2 separate regions of the Homo sapiens genome follow, and region 1 is linked to region 2. Evidence: read pairs that join two places in POLR2A ChIA-PET (ENCODE). Cell type or tissue: PC-9. All regions are shown on one strand. Each heading gives the region's core, and the rest is flanking DNA. Links, peaks and the distances in the headings are about the cores only. Region 1 overlaps FPR3 (formyl peptide receptor 3). Region 2 has its middle 17 kb from the start of SIGLEC8.

Region 1 (4,395 bases), core at 246-4,245, 370 kb after region 2:
CTTCTAAAGAAGGCTGAAATTCTTGAGTGTGCCTATTTAAATCAAGAATTTTGTTTTGTAATTCACTAATATCAAAGGTGATGTTGGATGTGAAAGCTCCTTGCAAATGGGCTTTCACAAGGTCCCACGGATACTCACTTTTGTTATATTCTAAGTTGGTTACACAAATACGAGTGTGATTAAAATGACAGCGCAATTGCCGCTGCAACTGCAAGCTTTATACTTGTTCCCCTAACCACAGAACCATGGATTTCAACATTGCCACTTCAGTTTGTAACTCAGTGTTAATTTTATTCTGAAGTAGCCTCGCTTGGTTGGCTGTACGTGTCCAATTCTCTACGTACTGAGCCGTTTGAACAGAACTATGCAAAGTTACAGAGGACATCACAACAGAAGTTATTAGTGTGACCAAGGAAACGATAGCAAAAATTATCATGCCTAAGGCTCTACGGGCACAATAAGTAACCTGAAGTAGAAGAAGTTTCACAAAATGCAAAGCAGGTGTGGCAGCCCAAGCCTCGGACAGATTAACAGGAATCCCTAGCCCAGGGATGCAACCTAAAATCATCAAAGTCGAGATATTATGTGTTCGCAATGTGCTATGATTAATGCAGTGATATAACTGGCAAGATTTACAGGTCAACTGGGTATTGTTTACCTGGAGCTGGTCCTTCTGAGCTGCCAAAAAGACATAAGGATTAAAAACACAAACCACAAATTGAGTGGTGATATTCTTTACAAATGTAACATTAAGACTGTGTCGTGACTCCAGTCGGCCTTCTCTCCATCTTTGCACTCAGGCTCAGCTGACTCATGGCTCGTACCGGAGGGACTGGGCCCATGGTTGGCCACCCCATGTTTCTCCAGTCTCCCATTCCAGGGTTGCAAGCACCTTGAGGGCACCCACATGGCTTGTCAATCTCCTGTAAACACACAAGCATACCCTCTTCCCCATGTCAGTAAATCCACCGGGCCTTTCCATTGTCCTTCTTCTGGGGATTTCCATAACACTTTCAGATAAACTTTCCTCTTTTCCTCTAACACTTGCCAATGTCTTTCTGCTGGAGTCTTACCATCCGTACCAGGAGTCAAAAATTTTAAAGTAAATAAGGCTAAATGTAGTTTTGATTGAGGTGGTAGTTGGCCTCCTATACCCCCTTTTTGTCTTTTCAACATTCGTTGTAATGTTTGATGTGCCCATTCTATAATGCCTTGTCCTCTAGGATTATAAGGAATTCCTGTTTTATGGGTTATAGCCCAAAGCTGTAGGAAATTTTGAAAAGCATGACTAGTATAAGCAGGTCCATTGTCAATTTTTAATTGTTTAGGTATTCCCATATGAGCAAATGATGACAGACAATGTCGCTGTACATGACCAGCTGTCTCACCTGTTTGGCATGTACCATGCAGCATATGAGAATAAGTGAAACAAATTAAGCAGTTCTGGGTCTAGCGTACTTTTAACTGTAGCAGTTTCTATGCGAATGGCTAAATTTACAACATAAGCTGAACAAGAAGAATCTCCTTGCAGGGTTTGGTAAAGATGTGTAAGTTGATAGGTAGCAATACCTAACATCGGGCGTAGCCAATTAATATCTCCTAATAATTGCTGAAAATCATTTAAAGTCTGTAACCTGTCTTTATGGTTGACAATGTTGATTGTAGCCTGCCACGATCCCTGATGGACTGAACAAAGGGGACGAGCGTGGGAATAAAAGACAAGAGATAAAAGAGTATATTTGGAAGAAGCGGTCAGGGGGCAGCTTGCCTCTAGTGGACAATGGCCCTGAGCTTTACACAGCCCTCCGTATTTATCAGGCAAAAGAGATAGCAGGAAGTGGGGGGGGTGGTTGCTGGCTAGCAGCCTGATTCACAGCAGGCTTGCAAGACTGCATTCTTAAAACAGTAGGCGCTAGATTTCTCAATAGATAACTCTCAATAGATAACTTCAAGGAGCCAGGGAGTGAGGCCCTCCACAAACCTTTTGGTGGCAGCGCAGTGTGAGTTTGCCACATCCTGCATTCATGATAAACAGTTTGCTGTTTGATCATATAGCCTCCAGTGGAATGCTGAGTTGGTCACGTCCCATGGGCCTTCGGGTCCCTGCAGTTGATAGGATCTGAAGCTGTGAGCTGTAAAACCTCACAGCTGACTGCAACTAGCTCTGAGCATTGACCTGAAACCCCAGAGATCCTTATTGTTTGAGTATGTTTTAGTCCATAGATGGCAGCATGACCTTTGGAAGAGCCATCAGTAAAATAAGTCTGTCCACCTGGAATAGGTTTGTGATGAGTAATCACAGGAAGAATGAAAGAATGGATTTTATAAAACTGTAAAATTTTGTCTGAGAGTAGTGGTTATCTATCACGCCCATGAAGTCTGCGAAAGCAGTTTGCCAGGCAGTCGACATTTCCCAAGCTGCAGCTTGTTGCTGAGAGTCTAAAGGAACAATAATTTTGTCAGGATCATATCCTGTAAGCATTTGTGACCTATGCCTGCCCATAGTCACAATTTGTGTAATTAAAGAAAGATAAACTTGCAAGGTTTTGACTGTTTGATTAGATAGAAAGAACCATTCTATTACTGTTACAGACTAGTCTATAAACTGGCCCAAAAGTCCTGTTGGAGAGTAGGGGGTAGGAAGAATAAACAAAAGCAAAGGTTTTTGTGGTTGTAGCCATGAGGCATGTCTCTGCTGTAACATTTGCTCTACAAGCTGTAATTTGGCTTCTGCCTCTTTAGTTAGTTGCTGCAGGGAATTTAAAGAATCTCCGTGCAGGGTTTGGTAAATATGTGTAAGTTGATAGGTAGCAATACCTAACATCGGTCATGGCCAATTAATATCTCCTAATAACTGCTGAAAATCATTTAAAGTCTATAACCTGTCTTTATGGAGAACTACTTTCTGAGTCCATACACTTCTCTCTGTAACAATAGTTCCTAAGTATTGGTATGGGGAAGTTGTTTGTACCTTTTCTAGAGCTATTTTGAGATTCCATTTAGTCAAAGCCTGCTTTGTTTCTCTGAATAACTGATGTAGGTTTTGATCTGTAGGAGCAGCCAAAAGAATATCATCCATATAATGAATGATGTAAGCAGTAGGAAACATATTCCGAGGCTTCTTTAATGCCTGTCCTACAAAATGCTGACATAGCGTAAGACTGTTAAGCATGCCTTGGGGTAAAACTCTCCATTGATAATGAGAAACAGGTTCTCTTTGATTAATAGAAGGCACAGAGAATGCAAATCAAGGCTTATCCTTCTCGTGTAAGGGTGTAGTAAAGAAACAATCCTTAAGATCTATTACTACAAGAGGCCAGTCTCTTGGAATAGCCGCTGGAGATGGTGAAAGTTTTTGTAAGGCACCCATCAGTTTTATGTGTACATGAATAGCTCTTAAATCATGTAGTAGTCGCCATCTTCCGGACTTTTTTGGAAAAACAAACACTGGAGAATTCCAAGCTTATGTGTCCGGCATCCCATTGTTCTTTTACTAGCTGCTGAAGTTGCATCAGGTTCTCCTGAGATAGGGGCCATTGATCCACCCACACGGGTTTGTCACTGAGCCATTCTAATAGTGAGGCAGTGGGCAGAGGAGAAATATCAATGACCCTCGTCAGAAATCCTGACGTCCTAGCCCTTTTCTATCTGTTTTTCCAGTTACTGATATTGGGTTAGGATTTCCTTGAAGAAATTTTCCTAAACATTTTCCCCTCTGATATCTCATGTTCTTCAACATTTTAAATCCTGGGTTATCAAAGTTTTCATTTGTAAGTCTCATATTCCATGTTATAAGTAAGTCTCAACCCCATAAATTGATAGCTATATTTTCAACATAAGACTGAAAAGTACATGACTGTCCATCTGGACCAAGACAAGGTAAAATCTCAGTGCTCTGTTGAACACTTTGAGCTGTTCCTACTCCCACTAGGGATGTAGAAGTTAATTGCAAGGGCCAGGATGGGGGCCAACTGTCTTTAGATATGACTGACACATCAGCTCCCGTATCCATAAGCCCATAAAATTTCTTTCCTTTAATGTGTACTACACAGGTAGGTCTATTAGAGGCTATGGGTTGGGATAGATAGATTTCTCATGTAGTTGTGCTCCCAACCTCTTTATTTTCTCATTTCTCCTTTCATGGAGAAGGGTGTGATTTGCAGGGAATAAGCAATAATTGAGCAGTATATTGTCCCAGCTCAAAACCCAAAGATCTTGTGACATTAAAACTACTTGAATTTCTCCTTCATAATCAGAGTCAACAACTTCTGGGACTACAGTAATGCCCTGTAAGTTAAGGCAGATTTTGCCTAAAATTAGTTTCACATATCCTGCTGATAAAGGTCCCCAAATATCAGTGGGAACTTTGATGGGTTTGTCTGCCCCAACTAACAT
Region 2 (4,395 bases), core at 149-4,148:
TTAGTGTGCACTCTGGCTGCACCGGGCAGGACTTTGCCCCGGGAGGGACTGTGACGTTCTGCTCTCTTGGTAAGAAGGTACAAAGCTGGGCTCCAGAAATGGATTGAGAGCTCCTTGGGTCTGCTCCCCAGGCTGCCACCCGCCCCCAGGTGAGCCCTGGATACTGCTATTCCTGACTGAAGAGACAGGGTTTTGGACAAGGTGCTCCAGAAGGCCAGATTTCTCTCTGGGCAAGGTTCATGTGTTTCCCACACAAGTCTACTTCTGGGATTCTTCATGGATCTACAAATCGGACTAGGCAAAAGCTGTGCATGCTGCTGTGTATACAAAATAGTAAACCCTGATATAGACGATGGACTTTGGGTGCTAATACCGTATCAATGGAGGTTCATCAAGTATGACAAATGTACCACTCTGGTGGGAGATGCTGATAATAGAGGAGGTTATGCATGTGTGGGGGCAGGTGGTATATGGAGAATCTCTGTACCTTCTGCTCAATCTGTGAACCTAAACTGCTCTAAAAATTATGTCTATCCCGTCATATGCTTCTGGGAAAAATTGTCTATATATATTTTTTAAATGGAAAGAACTGGCTGGGCATAGTGGCTCAAGCCTACATCTCAGCACTTAAGGAGGCTGAAGTGGGAGGATTGCTTGAGTCCATGAGTTTGAGATCAGCCTGGGCAACATAGGCAGACTCTGTCTCTACAAAAAAAAAAAAAAAATTAGCTAGGCATGGTAGTGCATGCTTGTGGTCCCAGCTACTCGGGAGGCTGAGGCAGGAGGACTGCCTGAGCCTGGAGGGTTGAGGCTGCAGTGAACCATGATCATGCCACTGCACTCCAGCCTGGGCAACAGAGCAAGACCCTGTTTCAAAACAAATTGAAAAAAGCTTAATGCTCCTAAATAGGGTATTGGTTGAATAAGTCAACACACATCAAATTCAGTGGAATACTATGCAGCCATGAATAATTAACAGTAGTGGTGCAGAGCTGTTGCTTCTCCAGTGGGGATCCAGGACCCAAGGGCAGGGCGTGAAAAGTGCTTCAGAGGAGCTAAAGGCAGAAGGTCCACTTTGCATATCTTCTGGGGATGTCATTTATACTCAAATACTGAGTCAGGTCAATCAGACAACTTTAGTGACAATGAATGCATTATTTTCCCGTTGAAACTAACAGAAACGTGTTTTTCCATAGGCCACAAACATTCATAGGGACTTTCAGAGTAAAACAGAAGACTTCAGAGATATTTTGTAATTATATCTAGATACAGAAGACTTGAGATATTTTGTAAATATATGCTAGACACTCAGAGCTGTATATTCACCTTCCTCTGATTAAATTTGCCCTTAATGTTTCAGAATTCCTAATAAAGGACATTTAAGAATATGATCCCACTTTGGTAAACATTATGTATATGTGCATGAGTGTATATAACACATCAAAACTGAAAAGAGAGGATGGCAGATTGCAGGCATTGTTAGCCGGCCTCTCCCACCTTGGAAAGATGAAACAGTGTATAAAGATTTATGTTGTGACCTTTTCACCAGGGACCAACACAGGAACTTAACAGGAAAACTGGAAGAAACCACAGACCTTTCTAAAGAAACGGTGGGCAGCAGCCTACACCACGAGCCAGACAGAAAACTGTGAGTCCCCACAGTGTGAGAAGGGGAGAGACTGACTCAGGGATGTGCACTCCCACTGGGGTGCCACGCAGTCCAGGCCACAGGAGGGGGAAGCCCTCACCCTGCCCAGCACTGGAGCTGAGTTAGGGAGCGTTGGGGAGTAGATAAGGAGTCACATTGGGATGTGCTTGGCGTGCAGTCCTGGGCTCCAGCAGGGACAGAGGGAAGCCATTCCCGATGCTACCTCACAGGGGGCCTTGCAGAAGCCAGCTAGCTGACTCAGGAGGCGGTCACGGGTTGAGAGAAGCTCCCGACTGAGATCTGCAATGTCATCTTGAGTGGGGAAAGTAGACTTGCCCGAAATCTAAGACTCATAGGTGTTCTTGAGGGAGAAGAAAAAGCAAAAAGTTGAGAAAATTCAATGATTGGAAAGATACAGAATCAACCTAAGTGCTCTTCAACCCGAAGGAAAGGCTACAAAAGAATACACATCCCTGAGTCAGTCTCTCCCCTTCTCACACTGTGGGGACTCACAGTTTTCTGCCTGGCTCGTGGTGTAGGCTGCTGCCCACCGCTTCTTTAGAAAGGTCTGTGGTTTCTTCCAGTTTTCCTGTGAAGTCTCTGTGTTGCTCCCTGGTGCAGCTGCAGCGTAAGTAGGTTAGACAGGCGTTTCACAGCCTCCCTTACACAGCCTCCCTTAAAGGGAAACACATTTGCTAAATAGACGGAGAGAACAATCCGCCGGACAGCTCGCAAACCCCGACAGCGCATAAACCGCATCCTGGGCTCGTGGTCAAAACATCCTGTAGCAAGGAGGTAGAAGGGAAGAAGGGACAGTCCCCATATCCGTGCAAGTGCAGAAACCCATGCTTAGGTAGTGTCCTTGGGCTGACCTATGCTCATTATAATAGTGAAAACACACCCTCACGTGGAGACTTAAGGTGCTACTGAGACAGCGATGTATATGCACTAGCATGTACAGCCATTGCGCATGCGGGCCTAACAGACCACCCAGAACACGCTTAAGAGCAACACCGTCCCACCCACGCATGAGTAATCACGGAAGATTCCCCTAAAGGGAGTTTCCCCAGCGTCAGTCAGCGCTGTCTCACCTTTGAGCAGCCGCTCTGACCAGCTGTTAAGAGTGCACGTTCACTTTGCAATTAACTCTCTTGCTTACTTTTACCTTGGACTCACTCTCGAATTCTTTTCTTGAGGCAAAGTCAAGAACCGGAACTGGCCCACCAGCCATAGCAGGGGAGACTGTGTGTGCCGCGGTGCAGGCAGCACTCATGCCGGGAATGGTGAGGATGGCACCAGCTTGTCGGATTTTTTGTTGGCATTTGTGTTTGTTTCTCTACTCACCACCCAAGTGATAAAATAGGATCCTTGGTGTGGAACTTAGAATTATGCCAAAAAGCTAACAGTTCTCCTTTCTAGCCAGCTACAAAGCCAGACCATGCCCACCACTGCCATGCTTGCAAAACGGGTCACCACGGCCTGTAGGTGAGCAGTTGTGTAGGAGAAAAGAATCCAATTTTTTTGTGTGCTCTTTACTATTATGTAGACAGCTCCGTCTTCAGCCCACACTTTGGTTCCCTGTGGATTTCAGTTTGTGTCCTGTGTCTGAGGACAGCGGACTGAATACAGTGATTTTTTACCTCCAATAAATGTCATCCCGCTGCCCTTCCTGTGCCTCGAGGGTTGTCTGTTTTTCTCTTTCTTTTTCTTTCTTTCTCTTTCTTTCTTTCTTGCTTACTTTTCTTTCTTTCCTTCCTTCCTTCCTTTTCTTTCTTTCTTGTCTCCTTCCTTCCTTCCTTAACTCCTTCTTTCTTTTTGACAGAGTCTTGCTCTGTCACTCAGGCTGAAGTGCAGTGGCATTATCCCAGCTCACTGCAACCTCCACCTTCCAGGTTCAAGCGATTCTCCTGCCTCAGCCTCCCGAGTAGCTGGGATTACAGGCGCTCGCCACCACGCCCAGCTAATTTTTTGCATTTTTAGTAGAGACGGGGTTTCTCCATGGTGCCCAGGATTGTCTTGATCTCTTGACCTCGTGATCTGCCTACCTCGGCCTCCCAAAGTGCTGGGATTACAGGTGTGAGCCACCGCACCCGGCCCTGTTTTTCACTTTCTTTTTTTTTTTTTCCACAGGATTAAAATTATTTATTGAATAGACATTTATGGAGCATCTATTATAACAGGAAAAAGTACCAGGCCCTGAAGACACAAGAATAAAATCAAGCGTTTACAACTTACAAAAGGAGAAAGACAAGTACACCACAGTGTACAGCAATATTTATAGTACTGACATAAAGTAGTCATAGATATGGTGTTCGGGGGAGCAGTGAAGGACAAGGACCAGGACAGGGAACTCCATTTTGAGCAGAGTATTAAAAGATGACTAGGATAAAATCTTAAAGAAACGATATGCTATGCATTCCATGAAAACAAAACGAAAAACACCAGTGTGCTCTGCCTATCAGGATTCAAGCTGCCTTGTAAATATTACTAATTATTCATATTAGGAACACACTAGTCAACTCCATTAAAAAGCCACTTTCCATCCCTGCATAATGGTAGCTCTATGAATTTGTGATTCAGACCATATTCCCTCAAACAAATGCATTACTAAACTTTGACTAGACATCAGAATTGTTAAACAATAACAAAATAAAATTGAACAACTGAATAAAGCTGAAGCCCTGAACAGCCTAACTGGAAAAGGAGAAGACCCTTTAATTGGTCATATACACCTCTTGACCTGTATT

What was found. Peaks named below come from ENCODE experiments on the same cell type or tissue, not always from the same donor. Only the 100,000 strongest peaks of a DNase experiment are listed, where the experiment ranks them.
Region 1: POLR2A ChIA-PET joins it to region 2 with 5 read pairs; 3 of 35 experiments call an interaction of 5 or more read pairs at or near these places.

What each region holds. Positions count from the first base shown.
Region 1 is chr19:51,805,378-51,809,772 of GRCh38, forward strand. All of the region lies in intron 1 of FPR3 (formyl peptide receptor 3), which reads left to right. It also overlaps a transcript of ZNF577 not described here. Among named protein-coding and RNA genes, the nearest start is that of FPR3, 12 kb to the left of the region's middle. In PC-9, for the core only: no CTCF peak of the experiment used is centred there; a DNase peak (open chromatin) is centred at 2,034.
Region 2 is chr19:51,439,301-51,443,695 of GRCh38, forward strand. No RefSeq gene overlaps it. Among named protein-coding and RNA genes, the nearest start is that of SIGLEC8, 17 kb to the right of the region's middle. RefSeq lists enhancers at 2,023-2,312, 2,613-2,752. In PC-9, for the core only: no CTCF peak of the experiment used is centred there; no DNase peak of the experiment used is centred there; H3K27me3 peaks cover 3,629 bases.